Linked DNA regions of Homo sapiens: region 2 is linked to region 1. The links are chromatin loops, found by intact Hi-C in ENCODE. Cell type or tissue: K562. All regions are shown on one strand.

Evidence for each region. A loop is a pair of places that touch in the nucleus more often than their neighbours do. Peaks named below come from ENCODE experiments on the same cell type or tissue, not always from the same donor. Only the 100,000 strongest peaks of a DNase experiment are listed, where the experiment ranks them.
Region 2: a loop joins it to region 1, with 4 times the contacts of the local background. A loop is called at or near these places in 23 of 110 quality-filtered maps.

The regions. Positions count from the first base shown.
Region 1 is chr15:52,264,463-52,272,462 of GRCh38, reverse strand. MYO5C (myosin VC) reads left to right here. Exons shown (of 41, transcript NM_018728.4): 7 at 619-700; 8 at 2,603-2,710. Among named protein-coding and RNA genes, the nearest start is that of MIR1266, 8.7 kb to the left of the region's middle. In K562, no CTCF peak of the experiment used is centred here; no DNase peak of the experiment used is centred here; H3K27me3 peaks cover 3,182 bases.
Region 2 is chr15:52,513,655-52,521,654 of GRCh38, reverse strand. The region is part of intron 1 of MYO5A (myosin VA); the gene reads left to right. Among named protein-coding and RNA genes, the nearest start is that of MYO5A, 11 kb to the left of the region's middle. In K562, no CTCF peak of the experiment used is centred here; no DNase peak of the experiment used is centred here; H3K27me3 peaks cover 1,045 bases.

The DNA of each region.
Region 1 (8,000 bases):
CTTTCATTTGCAGTTTGGATTCTTTTTTCTGTTTATTAAAAATTGATGGATGAATAGGTGTAATATCAGGTGAGTTGTATGTCTGCAGGAAAAGGTTAATGACTTTTTAATTTGGGGGATTTACAAAATCCTTATAGTTTAAAAAGCAAGTATCTCTTTCTAGAGTACGAAAACTGTTTGAAATAGGCTAAGCTGACAGACTGGCTTTCCTATCAGGAAGGGAATGGGATCAGAGCTATTGAGGGGGTTTTAAAAGAAAGGCTTTTCTGCCAGTAAATGGAGAAATTTCTCATCGTTTTGGCCCAGGAGGAGAGCAACAGAAAGCCTTGTATTGCAGGAAGTTTGTAAAAATTTCACTAGGATGAGTTACGCCATTCCCATTTCATAGGACGTTTTCATTTAATAACACTTTCTCTGGGTTGCTCATTACTTGGAAGGCCATCTCAGGCCACCCAGTTCTCAGCTGAGAGGAAGGGCCTGCTTGTGAACTGGCCAGATCACATCCCAGACAGAGAATTATCCATGCGGATTAGATATCTAGGACCCTCTAGTTAAAAACCTGGCATTTTTGCTTGTAAGGATTTGGTGTAATTTTGAGGACATTTCTTTATCTTACAGTCGGAAAATGAACGAAATTACCACATTTTCTATCAGCTTTGTGCATCTGCACAGCAGTCGGAATTTAAACATCTTAAATTGGGTATGTGATGGATCGTGTATGAAAGGGTCTCTCTTTTATGGAGGGCTTAAATTCTAGGTTAACTTTCTTCTTATAGTAATATATTTGTTTTAAGTATTTGCCCAAAGATACAAGATTCTTTGGTTTCAGGGACAGAATTGGTGCATCTAATTAAGGGGATGGATTAGGGCCGGGGGGATGAGTTTAGAGAGAGGGGGCACTTGTAAGACTGAGGGTTATTTTTAAAGCTCATTGGGCCTGGCGTGATGGCTCACACCTGTAATCCCAGCACTTTGGGAGGCTGAGGAGGGTGGATCACCTGAGGTCAGGAGTTAGAGACCAGCCTGGCCAACATGGCAAAACCCTGTCTCTACTAAAAATACAAAAATTAACCGGGTGTGGTGGCACGCACCTGTAGTCCCAGCTACTTGGGAGGCTGAGGCAGAAGAATTGCTTGAACCCGGGAGATGGAGGTTGCAGTGAGCCGAGATCACGCCACTGCACTCCAGCCTGGGCAACAGAGCAAGACTCCGTCTCAAAAAAAAAAAAAATAGCTCATTGGGTATTTATGGTCCTCCAGCTAGAACCACCTGAATAAGACCTCCTGACAGCTGGAACATATGATGTCACCAAACTTTCCATTTTATTTGAACATGACATGTTAACCCACTTATTAAAACAAACCACCTGTATCATAATTTGACCTTCCTTGATGGCTCAAGGTCATTCATTACTTGTAGTCATAATTAATTATATTCCAGAGATGGCTAAAACATAGGGCTGTTTGTCCTTCAGTACAAAAGGCCCCGAGCCCCGTGCTGTCACAGCTCTCCTGCCTTAGCCATTTGTGCTATGCTGGTAGATGAGAATTGTTGGAGATAACTTCTAGTATGTTGGAGTTGAACTCACACTCTCTAATTTTGGAGAAGTTGCTTGTACTCTTAGAATCTAAGTTTCTCCAGATTTCACATGAAGGTAATATCCTTGGCCTTGTCTACCAAACAGAATGTGAATAGTGAACCTGCAGAAGGGCTTTCTGAAAGATCCTCTACTATTTAAACATTAGATGTATGTGTATATATATACACATACATGTGTATACATACATACATATATATACATATATAAATGTGTGTATATATATATATACACATACATTTATATATACATATATAAATGTGTGTGTATATATACATATATATGTAGAGAGAGAGAGAGTCATTATCCGGATTGTGCTAATGGTTTTATAAGAGTATATGTATGTCAAAAATTCATCAAATCGTACGTGTTAAACATATGCAGTTTATTGTACATTCAGTAAAGCTCAGTAAAGCTATATAAAAATGTTAGGTGCAGGAACAAAAACCATGAGCTTTAGAGTTAGGCCTGCATTTAAATTCTTGTGTGCCATCAGCTATTGGAACTTGAGAAAGTCACTTCACTTTCCTGAGTCTCAGCTTCTGTGTCTGTTATGTAGGATTTTTTTTGTTGTTGTTTTGTTTTTGTTTTTTTGAGACAGGGTCACTGAGGCTGGGGTGCAGTAGCGCCAGCACGGCTCACTGCAGCCTCGAACTCCTGGGCTCAAGTGATCCTCCCACGTCAGCCTCCTGAATAGCTGGGACCATAGGCATGTGCCACCATGTCCAGCTAATTTTTTATAGAGATTTGGTTTTGCCCTTTTGCCCAGGCTAGTCTTGAACTCCTGGGTTCAAGCAAGCCCCCTGCCTCAGGCTCCCAAAGTGCTGGGATTACAGGCATGAGCCTCCACACCTGGCTGTAATGCAGAGTTCTAAGGAATAAATGGAATAAACTGTGTAAAGTGCATGACACAGTTCTTTGAGTATGAACTTCCCTTCTTCTGATAAATGTGTATGTCCAAATTTCTGTGTTACAGACATAACAAATCTTACTTTTTGATTTCAGGGAGTGCCGAAGAATTTAATTATACAAGAATGGGAGGCAATACTGTCATTGAGGGTGTGAATGATCGAGCTGAAATGGTAGAGACTCAAAAGACCTTCACGCTTCTGGGTAAGGGAAAATATCCCATCCAAGTATGTAGCCATTTTCTCTTAAAAAAAAAAAAAAATTAAGGCCAGGCGTGGTGGCTCACACCTGTAATCCCAACACTTTGGGAGGCTGAGGTGGGCGGATCACAAGGTCAGGAGATTGAGACCATTCTGGCCAACATGGTGAAACCTGTCTCCACTAAAAATACGAAAAATTAGCCAGGCGTGGTGGCGGGTGCCTGTAGTCCCAGCTACTCAGGAGGCTGAGGCAGAGGAATCCCTTGAACTCAGGAGGCAGAGGGTTGCATCGAGCCGAGATCACACCACTGCACTCCAGCCTGGCAACAGATCAAGACTCTCTCTTAAAAAAAAAAAAAAAAAAAAAAAATTAAAAGGTGGGGATTCCCAGCAAATGTGTATTCTGAAGGCTCCTAATCAATTCTAATTTTAGGACAAAACATCAGAACATATTTGGAGACTAAGTGGTCAAGACTATGCTTTTCCCTTAAAAGAGCTAGAAATTAATTTGTTTTTTTCCTCAGCCTTCCTGGCTCGGCTGTGAGAGGCATGGGCTGCAAGCCCTGTGACTGCCGTAAGCTCTTCTAGGCTGAGTACAAGAATGACTGGTAAAGCCAAGGTCCAATTCGGTTCAGAAGTGGAACGTTGGCCCTCTGTGGCCTTCATAGGTCTCCTGATGATGACAGTAAAATAGTGAGCACTCATCTGGAGCTTGCAATGTGCTGGGCACCATCCTAAGCACTTTATAACTCTGTGTGAACTCATTCAATCCCTACAACCACCCTAGGAAGTCAGTGCTGCTGTTTCTCCCATTTTACAAGAGGGAAACTAAGGCACAGAGATGGGAAGTGATTTACCCAACATTAGGCAACTGATTCAGAGTGGAACTGGCTTTTGCACTCCAGGGTCTTCAAGCATCTCATTTGGTACAGAAAACCCCATCTTCTATTGCTCAGATGCCGGCACAGGTGGAGCAGGCACGACTGTCACAGCACAGCCAGTTGTTCCCAATCCTTCTCGCCTTACTTTTCCCACACAGAGCTCATGTTCAGAAAGGCTGTCTACCAGATGGTGTTTATAAAAACAGGCATTCACTCTCTCATTCTGTATGAGTCTAGACATCCACATGAAGCTGCCAGTCAAAGCTTCTGATCAGGGTGAGGCCATCGGCCATTTCTTTCTTTTTTTTTTTCTTTTCTTTTTTTTGAGACAGAATCTTACACTGTCGCCAGGCTGGCCTGGAGTGCAGTGGCGCAACCTCTGCCTCCCCGATTCAAGCGGTTCCCCTGCCTCAGCTTCCCAAGTAGCTGGGATTACAAGCACACGCCACCACACCTGGCTAATTTTTTGTATTTTAGTAGATACAGGGTTTCACCGTGTTGGCCAAGATGGTCTCAATCTCCTGACCTCGTGATCTGCCCGCCTTGGCTTCCCAAAATGCTGGGATTACAGGCATGAGCCACCGCGCCCGGCCAGCCATTTCTACGTCTTGCTGAAATCTCTCTTGCTGAAATGTCCCGCCGATTCATACTAAGTGCTTTCATTCTTGTGGCCTGGTTGACTGTATCTGAATGTAAAAAACTAAGAGTTTCAGGTTAAACATATCCAAGGAATAGGCAAGACGATCACAGCTGGATAATGGAGAATGAAAACAAGATGGTTTTCTAAGCAAAATCACCATCAGACTGTTCCCTCAAACCTGCTTCGAGGAGAAAGGCAGTTTAAACATTTTATAATAATAAGATAAACACTTTCGGCACTGACTTACATTTGCTGAAAATAATTATGGTCGTCATTTCAATCTTTGTATAATGTACTCCATGGAGAGGGGGCTTGGTGCGTGAGGAGGGGACAGGTGGCCAAGCTCTGGCTGGGCTGAAGGATATGCCCTGCCCTGCCCACCCTCATCTCCCTGATCCTTCTACTCTCTCCCACCTCTATTATGTCCTCCTCCTCACAGCAAGATAATGTAGGGCAAATAGAGTAGGCTTTGGGATCAAATGAATGTGAATTCAAATCCTAATTGGTATGAATCTAAGGTTACCCACTCTGAGACTTGGTGTCTTTTTTTGAGATGGAGTCTCGCTCTGTCGCCCAGGCTGGGGTACAATGGTGCAGTCTCGGCTCACTGCAACCTCTGCCTCCGGGACTCAAGCAATTCTCCTGCCTCAGCCTCCCGAGCAGCTGGGATTACAGGCACATGCCACCGCCCCCAGCTAATTTTTGTATTTTTAGTAGAGATGGGGTTTCACCATGTTGCCCAGGCCAATCTTGAACTCCTCACCTCAGGTGATCCGCCCGCCTCTGTCTCCCAAAGTGCTGGGATTACAGGCATAAGCCACCATGTCCAGCCAAGACTTAGTGTCTTGATCTGTGAGTGGCAACGCACCTTATCTTTCATGACAACTCGTGAGGAAGCATATGTAAAAGTCCCCAGCACCAGGCCAAGCACATAGCAGGTGCATAGTAACTGCTACTCCCTGCCTGCTAGCTCTCTACATTCCCAATTGTCCAAAGCCTCACCATACTTTGAGTAAAACCATCTCTTCTTCCATGAAACCTTTTCTAATTGTTGGAGATCAGCAATTTGCAGCCATTTGCCCCCATGTTTCACACAACTTAGGTTATGTTTACAGATTTCCACATCACGTTCCTCAGTCCCAGGGCCAAGACTGGGACGAGACGAGAGAGGCACTCACTCTCAGGGCCCTGCATGTGCCGGGTTGGCCCTGGACACTTAGCCTGTGCACAGACTTAGAAGTTTTAGACAAAGCCCTCTGGAGTTTTGTGGAGAGGTAGAGTACCGTGTCCTCTCAAGGCATTAATGGTGATGGCTGCCTGCTGTGCTGTGTGAAGTGGGCAGGTGGTAAGAGATTGGGGCCACTGCACCTCTTCCCTGCAACTCTCCCTTCAAGAGAGGGTACCTCAGCTCAAACTTTTCCTTCACCTTGCACGAGGTCATCAGGGACTTCTCTGTTTAGACATGCTAGGGCGAAGCTAGATGGCCTCATGAACGCTGTGGGTCTTTTCTCATATTGCGGTGGGCACTGGTGTTAAACTGCTTAGATATACCTTACCCAGTGTGACCTCGGGTGAGTTCCCTAACCTTCCTATGCCTTAGTTTCCTCCTCTGTGAGATGGGAACAATACTAGGATTCCTTCGGGTGGTTGTAGTGAGCATGAGAGGAGCTGATGCGTGGAAAATACCAAGGACGGTGCCTGAGGCAGTGTTCCCTTCGCCTTCCCCTCCATTTCTGCTGCTGAGATCCCTCAGTTAGCAGTGAGATTACCCCTGGAGAAGCGCGAGGGGAGGCATTTTGATTAAAAAGTCCCTTTCTTCTGCTCTTCTGCTGTGTCTTTCTCATGTGATTCATCCACTGACCCCTGCCATTTGAGTGTTGCTATGATCCTTGCCCTCTGATGGGACGAACACCTTGGAATCAGGCTGTCCCTGGGACCTCAGGCTCTAGGAACTTGACCAGTGAGCTCCCCCTGGAAATCTGATTCAGGCTGGCATTGCTTTTGTGTGACAGGCTCACTAAGGATGATTACTTAACGCAGGTCTTGAGTTCTTTCTTTTGTATTAATGTTTTGGAGTTGTTATCTCCCTTTTGTGTTTCTGGAAGGCCTGGAGTAGTTTAAGGGGTTTAGTTATGGATCACAGAAAGCAGGGAGGAGTGCCAGAATGGAGGCTCCTGCACTTGGCATTTTTAGTTGCTGCTCATGATCACTTACCTGTCATTACTGTGGTGGAGGCCTGGGGTATATTTCTGTTGGACACATCTGTCCTTCGGATGGAGGAGTTACCTCCAAATGGAAAGGCAGCAAGTGCCTGGACTCAGCTGGAGCTGGAGTCTTCCCTGTGTTCTTGGATTGAAATCTTTTGAGACTGATTTTATTTAATCTTTGTAGTAGAGGAGACTCTGGGCCAGGTGCAGTGGCTCATTCCTATAATCGCAGCACTTTGGGAGGCCAAGGAGGGTGGACCACTTGAGCCCAGGCATTCAAGACCAGCCTGGGCAACATGGCAAAACCCCATCTCTACAAAAAATTAGCTGGGCGTGGTGGCGCACATTTATAGTCCCAGCTACTCAGGAGGCGGAGGTGGGAGGATTACTTGAGCCTAGGAGGTCGAGGCTGCAGTGAGCCATGATCACACCACTGCTCTCCAGCCTGGACAACAGAGTGAGACCTTGTCTCAAAAAAAAAAAAACAAAAAACTGTAGGTTTTGAAATTGTTAAAGAACATGACCTACCTGCTAATGGAAACTCCAGGTATCCTCAAGTGAGGGGTCATTGGCTTCCATTCCAGTGTCCATTCCAGGGTGGACCAGGCAGCCTGCCTGGTGTGAATGAGCCTGCCTGCCAGCCCGAGCGCATCTCTCAGCTGCTTAAGTCACCACAGTGTCATTAACACACACTGGGGGGATCCCGACCTGGCAAAACCGGGCTCACAGCGTGTGGGTCTACACTGTGATTTACAGGGTTTGAACACAGTCCTTTCTAGCAGCTGGTTTTCTTTCTTTTTGGCTCCAGGAAATGTGCTAATCCCCTCACGGTGACTGAATATGGTATGTAGTCATAATTTATATTCTACTTACTGCAATCAAAGTCCCAATGGGGAACATGGGGCAGGCTCACAACAGAATACAAGAGGGAGGGGTTATTTATTATTTACAACTGCAGAGGTGTGAGTGGAGTCTAGGGGAGCTATTAATACAAGGGGCAGTGGGCACCTGGGGGGCAGCAGCAGAACTGTTCACTGCTCTTTCCCATGTGGGCATCCAAGTGTTTCTGGAGCCTAGAAGGAGAGTTGGGTAAAGTCAGCCCCAGAGGAGCAGTGACCTTCTGTCAGTCAGGCCATGCAGCCAGTTGGAGGCAGCTTTGCAGGGAAGGGGGCTGGGGAGGACGCACTCGGAACCTTCTCCGCTCCTCTCTCTGCTCTCCTGCTAGGGCTCCCCATGAATCAAACCCAACCAAAGGCCAGAGGGCATGAAAGGCCATCGCCTTGGTTTATACCAAGTCCCCTGGGGCAGAGAGCAGAGAATCTGGAGGGGCAAACGGAATCCCTCCAGCAATCCCACCTAAAAAATAATTCAGGGATTCAGAGAGCTTGTGAGCAAAAAGAAAAATGAAAAACATTCAAAATCAAGCACAGAATCAAGGCAAGATGACTCTCCGAGGAACCTAATGTGAAATGATTACTGGGATATTAATTTTTGTGTTGAACTTCCTAGCAGCCATGGCAGAGGGGAAACCTGTGTATAGACACATGTGGTATATGTCTACAGAGG
Region 2 (8,000 bases), 250 kb before region 1:
AATTATTTTTTGATTTCAAAATAATGGTTCTAAACTTGATTGAAATCAAGGGAGAAGTGCATTGTACATAATGCACTAAGTGTTCATGAGGACCATGTATCTACCTCCTGTGGCCTAATGTACTACTGTGGCCAAAAATGTGGGCAAGATGCTGGGCTAGAGGGAGACTGGATGCACAAAAAAGATAGGTTTTGTCCATCTTTTGTCACATATACAAAAACATATAGTCCTGGCCAGGAATCCTGCATGTGTGGTTGGGGTTTCTACTTCTTGACAAATGTACATGAAACTAGAGAAATTTCAGAATAGGAGAAGTAAAATGATCAGGGCAGTGAAGAGGCTAGACAGATTAAAGGTGTCGAACTCTCTAGTTTAGAAAGATGAAGGTGAGCTGGGAATACAGTAGAGGTTTTTTTTTTTTTTTTTTGAGACAGAGTCTCGCTCTGTCACCCAGGCTGGAGTGCAGTGGCGTGATCTCAGCTCACTGCAACCTCTGCCTCCTGTGTTCAATCGATTCTTCTGCCTCAGCCTCCCGAGTAGCTGGGACTACAGGCATGTGCCACCACCCCTGGCTAATTTTTGTATTTTTAGTAGCGATGGGGTTTCACAGTACTGGCCAGGCGGGTCTCGAACTCCTGACCATGTGATACGCCTGCCTCGGCCTCCCAAAGTGCTGAGATTACTGGCGTGAACCACTGTGCCCAGCCCTATAGTAGACTCTTTGACATCCAGAATAGTGGAAGTTTGTAACATCAAATCTCAGTTTAGTAGGGATATGTTTTAGATCTTGAAACAAATCAATATATGCCATTTTAAATGAATTTCTACTTTAAACATTTACATTTTACATTTCTGAAACTCATCACTTCAAGTTATGGTATTAGCTGAGGTACAGGATGTAAATAGAGAGGGTCTGGGTAATTTATGGATGAGAGGTTTGGCACATTGACTTACCAAACCTCTCTTTAACAGTGTTAGTCAGTTTACCAGCCACAGCTGTTTTAGTTGGAAGAAACAGAAACCCAAACTCAAAGCCAAAGAGGAGTTTATTTGCTCATGTGACTTAAAAATCTAGGCATGGCTGGAATCAAGGCTCAGACATGGTCATTGGGGCTCTCTTCACTGACTCTCACATGCTGTCTGACATTGGTTTCATCCTGAGGGCAGCTTTTTTTAGGGGTGAAAAGATGGTCAGTGGCACCTGCAGATCACATGATCTTACAGCACTGGGCCTGGAGGAAGAGAGCCTGATAGAGGAATTCTGGTCATGTGCCTTCTCCTTTCATTGGGCCTCTAGGCAGTAGGTGAGGAGCACCATGAGTGGTCAAGTCTGTGCTCACCCCAGAGACCAGGGGGAGGACAGGGCACTGTGATTGATAGTCCTACTCCAACCTCATGGGATGGCTGTGAGCTGTTCGCCATTGGAAGGAAAAGTGCTAGGTAGTCAAAATAAACAACTACCCTCAGTCCATGTATGCTATGAATAGGTCACTGAAAATGATAGTCATGGAATTCTACCCCTCCTTTTCTGATCTTTGAGCAAGAAGAATGGGAAATTTTGCTTGACCGGGGACATTAGGTATCTTTCCCCTAGAGAATCATTTTGGATTGAAAAATAGAAGCCAGGCCAGGTGCGGTGGCTCATGCCTGTAATCCTCAGCACTTTGGGAGGCCAAGGCGGGCGGATCATGAGGTCAGGAGCTTGAGACCAGCTTGGCTAACACGGTGAAACCCTGTCTCTACTAAAAATACAAAAATTAGCCGGGCGTGGTGGCGTGTGCCTGTAATCCCAGCTACTCAGGAGGCCGAGGCAGGAGAATCGCTTGAACCCGGGAAGCAGAGGTTCCAGTGAGTTGAGATCGTGCCGGTGCACTCCAGCCTGGGCGACAAAGCAAGACTCTGTCTCAAAAAAAAAAGCCATGGAGCGTCTGTGCAAGCAAATGTTACTAATAGCATGTTAGAAATTGAAATTTTGAAAATTTATTCAGTCTTCAATTTTGATTTTTCATGTATTATTATTATTATTATTATTATTATTTTTTTTAGACAAGGTCTCGTTCTGTTGCCCACACTAGAGTGCAGTAGCGCAAGCATAGCTCACTGCAGCCTCGAACTCCTGGGCTCAAGCAGCCCTCCCAGCTCAGCCTCCTGAGTAACCGGGACTGTAAGCGCATGCCACCATGCCTGGCTAATTTTTTAATTTTTGTAGAGACAGAGTCTCACTTTGTTTCTCAGACTAGTCTCAAACTTTTGGCTTCAAGCAATCTCCCACTTAATTATCCCAAAAGTGCTGAGATTATAGGCGGGAGCTACCATGCCCGGCCATTATTCAGTCTTAATTTGGGGGCTATGAACCCTATGTCACCTTTCTTACTGATTTCTTTCTACCGTATTTCCTCAGCATTTTATTTCCCCTATTTTCTTCACATCCTTGCTTGCATACGTTATTCTCTTCCCCTATTTTCATACATAGATAAGTTGCACGATTTCTTATTGCACAACAGTAAGAATTGTGCACAATTTCTTTTTGCCTGTCCGTCATTCCTTGTTCATGTCTAGTGGTAGTCTGTCTTCTGTTCTCTTCCTTCCACCTGTTCATCTGCTTTATCCCCCTACTATTTAATTTTATCTACCCACCCCTTATGCCCTGTTATGATTTGTTATAACGAAGTATATATACATCCCACACCTATAATGGAATAAAATAAGTTACTAAAGGGTGAATCTTTTTTTCATAACTTAGATTGAGGAGGGAACTTCATTTTTGTTTTTGCTTTATTACCACTCCCTGATCTGACATCACAAAGGAAGTCATTTTTTATGAGTTTGCATAAATCATTTTCTGTGTTTGTGAGCATGTTTATGTGTTTCAAACAAACACTTTTGTGTTAGACTAGTTTTAGACTAGTTAGACTAGACTAGTTCAACCTTAGTTTTTTAGCTTACCATACTGGTCTGCATTACAGTAAGATGACTAGATATTCCTTTAAAGATATGATCTCACCTTAAAACACTTTTCTGCCAGTACTTAAACAACTTTTACACGGGGTTGGTCTCTCTATGCTTAAGCTTAGAAAAAAATCTTCTAGTTTGATAAGCAGCATGGTTGGGTTGGGAGCAGAATTTTTCTGGAGATGCTGTCTGTAAAATTGGGAAATGTATATCTTAATAATAAGGAATTTTGGTCCACAACCTAGATTACATTTTCATAAAGTCGGAATGTGTATTTCTTGTTTAAGAAATGAAAATGTTAAGCCCCTTAGAGTTACTATTGCATTTTAACCCACTCTTACTGTTTATACTAATTTTTTTCATCCTTGACCAAAATTTCTCAACCTCTGCACCACTGATAGTAGGCTGGATAATTCTTTTTTTTTTTTTTTTTTTTTTGTGGGAGGGGTGGCTCTCCTGTGTATTGTAGTATGTTTAGCCAAATCTCTGACCTTTATCTATGAGATCCAGTAGCACCCTCCATCCCTAGTTGTGACAACCAATATTGCCTACAGACATTGCTAGATATCTCTTGGGATGGTGGGGATGGGGGAGAATCACACAAACCCTTGAAACTGCTAAACTAGATGATAAGCCTTCAACTTAGGGTAAGAACAAGTAGGAAGAAATTAATTGGGAAATTAGAATTAATTGGGAAAACTTTTTTAAAAAGTTGATTTATAAGCATTTTTTTTCTGCTTGTAGAAGTGATGCCTTGTAGCTAATCTGGATTATTTGAATAATACAGAACATATAAGGGAAGAAAGTTAAAATAAACTAATTATACCACCTAGAAATAATCATTGTCAACTATTGATTTACTTTGTTAAGTCTTTTGTCTATATTCACAAATGGTAATGATTTTTAAAATGATTTTTAAACTTAATATGTATTGTGAGAATTTATATCAATAAATATTCGTTGAAAAAATATATCTGTATATATATTTTTTGAGACGGAGTTTCGCTCTTGTTGCCCAGGCTGGAGCACATTGGTGCGATCTTGGCTCACTGCAACCTCTGCTTCCTGGGTTCAAGTAATACCTCTGCCTCAGCCTCTGGAGTAGCTAGGATTACAGGCACCCAGAGTAGCTGGGATTACAAGTGCCTGCCACCACGCCTAGCTAATTTTTTGTACTTTTAGTAGAGACGGGATTTCACCATGTTGGCTAGGCTGGTCTTGAACTCCTGACCTCAGGTGATCTGCCCACCTCAGATTCCCAAAGTGCTGGGATTATGGGTGTGAGCCACCGCCCCCAGCCCACTGAAAATATTTTTAATGGCAGCATAATATTCAGTCATCTGGGTATACCAAAATGTATTTACTGCTGGGTATTTTTCACTAATGGAAGTGATATGTTATGGTGAGCATCTTTGTTCATAAGTCTGCTTAGTCAGTTTTAGTTAATTTTAGAATTCAAGTCTCCCTAGCAAGAATTAGCATTTGTATTTATGCAGGATAGGGCATTCACATTCACTTCATTTTAAAAATAGCACTCTTTATGTGCATTGCCTGAGGGATAGGGTGACCAGATGTCCCACTTCTAGAAGATGCTTTCTGCTTTTTAATACCTTTATTCTGTTTTGAGAAATTTTCTTAGACTAGAAACATATAAGTTCATTTCAAAAATTTAACCTTTTAAAAATTGAAACTGCTTCTTTTTCTGACCATTGTCATTATTGTTGCTTTTATTCACTCTGTTTCTTGATCTTGGATCAATCTGTGCCAGAGAGAATAATTGAACTAGAAAGAATTTTAAAAAGAGAAAAAACATGAAGCTTCTAAATTACTATACATGATATAATTTTAGTTTGAAAATTACCTGATAATATGTTATCAGGACATTGTAGACATGTCCTCCTAATTAGAACAAATTAACAGTGTCTGGAGAAGGCCATGCCTTTGCTTTCGGGGACAGTTGAGAACCCGAGAGTCCTTCAGCATCAACAACCTGCTTTGTAAAACAATTAGAATGGAGCAAAATATGCCCAATGCTAAAGGAGCGTTATAGAATGGAATCTTTATAGCAGTCAGAAGGTGTTTTGGGATTAGTGAGGCCTTCAGGTCATTGCCGTGTGTAGCAGCCCTTCCGAAGGACTAGGATCACGGCAGTAGCCACAGACCTGGGCAAGGGTTGATTGTGTGGAGCCTTAGACATTAAAGGCATAGGAAACTGAGTTGAAGCCTTAGCAGCCTTGGAAGTTTCTTTGCTTTTCTTCCTCCACTAAAACCTTGATTTTTTTTAACCTTATATAGTTGTTACTTGTTTTCTTGTAAAGACTGTGGCTCAGTCAAATGTGTGGTTCCATGGCAGTAAATTATCAAATAATAGTGATTAATATTTACTGAGGCTTTACTGTAGGCCAGATACTATTCTGAGGGCTTTGTTGCAACTGTTTCCTTCCTTGCCTTCCAACCCTCCCAGGGTCCTGAAAGCGAGGCAGTACATCATAGAAGTCAAGGGCATGGAATCCACACCTAGATACTGGATCTTGGTTTGAATCCTGGTTTTGCTATTCTACTTTCTCTGTGTCTTTAAGCAAGCCACTTAACCTCTTTATGCTTCAATTTCCTTATCTTTATAATGGTGATAATAAAACCTACCTTATGTGGTTTTAATGATGACTGACTTATAATATATTAAGAAATGCTTAGAATAGTGACCGGTATTTAGTAAATTCTTACAAGTATTAGTTATTACTATTGTTGCTGTTATAGCTGTCATTCTCCTTTCTCTCTGTCTGCTTTCTCATCTTCTTAAGCTCACTTACCTCCTATTGCACCTTAGATATTGATGTTCCTGGGCTCTGTCCTTGACCTACACTCCCTCCCACTGTGGCCTGATCCAGTCCTGAAGAGTCAGGTGCCAGCCCTGTGCTGATGACTTCCAAACCTGTTTCCAGCCTGCTTGCTCTTCCTACAAACCTAGATCCCTACAGACAACTGCCTTATGGACATCTTCACAAGCCCCCCAAACCCAGCATATTCAAAATCGATTGTCATCTGCTCCCTCCTTCTTCATACTACCCTACCTGATTTAATTTCTCTGTGTCTTAGTTTCTACATCTGTATGATGGCATAATACTTACTTCATAGGGTTGTTATGAAGATTAAATGAGATAGTACATGGGAAGCACTTAGAATAATGCCTGGCACATATTTAAGAAATGTTAGCTACTGTCATTGTTGTTGTTATTTCTTTTTCCTGTCTGGTGAATGACATCAGTATCCCTCCAGTAACCCAAACACAAAACTTAGAAATCGTCTTGATTTACTTTCCCCCACACCCCTGCACCCCACCTAATCAGTTATCATTTCCTAGTACTGTTACTGCTCTATTTGGGGCCCTTATCTTTTTTTTCTTTCTTTCTTTCTTTTTTTTTTCTTGAGACAGGGTCTTGCTCTGTTGCTCAGGCTGGAGTGCAGTGACGTGATCATAGCTCACTGCAGTCTCGACCTTGTGAGCTAACTAATCCTTCTGCCTTAGCCCCCCAAGTAGCTGGCACTATAGTAGCTGCATGCCACCACACCCAGCTAATTTTTTGTTTTTTGGAAACAGGGTCTCACTGTGTTGTCCAGGCTGGTCTTGAACTCCTGGGCTCAAGTGATCCTCCCACCCTGGCCTCCCAAAGTGCTGAGATTAGAGGTGTGAGCCACCATACTCAGCTTGGTCCCTTATTCTTTCCTGGTTCCTCAAACAGCTTCCTAAGCAATCTTTGGTCTTACTTTCTATAATCTGTTTTTTCATTCTGTTACTAGTGAGATCTTTGTAATGCACATATCTGAGCATGCCACTGCCTGGCTTGAAATTCCTTCATGATTCCCCATAGGATTTTGTCCTGAGAATAAATTTGTTAGTGTAATGCTTCCTGAACTTTGGTGTCCATCTGAATTACTAGGAATCTTGTTAAAGGGAAGATTCTGACTCAGTAGGTCTGTGACAGGGCATGAGCCTGCATTTCTAACAACTCCCAGGTGATGCCTGTGCTGAATTGAGAACCACACCTTGAGCAGTGAGGCTGTAGTACACAGGCTCTTCATGACCTGCCTTCGCCCTGGGCCTGCCTCATCTCTCATGTTTCCCTCCTGGCATTCAGTCTTCACTTTAAGTGAGGAGCTTGCCAACTTTGCCTTCTTCTGATTTCCAGCATTCCCCTTCCTGGATTACTTTTCATTCATGAATTAGTTCTTCCGGACCCCAGTGTGGCTAAGATGTTCCTTCTGTGTGTTCATATTGCCCATTCAGTTTACTTCTGTCCTAACCCTTTACTGCACTGCATTGCAGTTGTCTATCTCCCCTTTGCTTCTCTGAACCCCTTAAAGACAGGGAAAACATCTCATTTGTTTCATTTCATTGACAACTTTTTTGAGCTGTAATTCATATACCATACAATTCATTGTATAAAGTGTATAATTCAATGGTTCACATTTATTTTTTGACTCAGTATCTAGACCAGTGTTTGCTATGTAGTAGGTACCAAGTTAGTGATTGAACATATGAATGAGTGGAATTACAATAAATTATCATTGGAAAGTTTTTTCCAAATCTTCTTTGTATTTTTTGGATTTAACGAATCAGATCATTCAAATCATCTTATTTATTTATCAGTAACTCTTCATGTGCTTCCCCTCTTCTACTGCTCCCTCCCTTTGGCACCTGGGAAGGCAACCACTTTATTCTTCTCTTGGCCAGTTTTAACATGTCATTATAGATGACTTTCCTTAGTCTCTTGGCCAGTTTTAACATGTCATTATAGATGACTTTCCTTAGTCTCCAGTGCTTCCAGTTCTCTTTTTCAACCCATGCTATGAGGAGCAGTACTGACCCATGTCAGAGATCTCAACATGCTACTCTCTAGCTCAACACCCCTGAGTGGTACCCAATCACTTACTTCCCCAGCCTAGTTATTGGCTATAGAATTAACTTATTCTTGGCCGGGCGCAGTGGCTCATGCCTATAATCCCTGCACTTTGGGAGGCCGAGGTGGGTGGATCACCTGGGGTCAGGA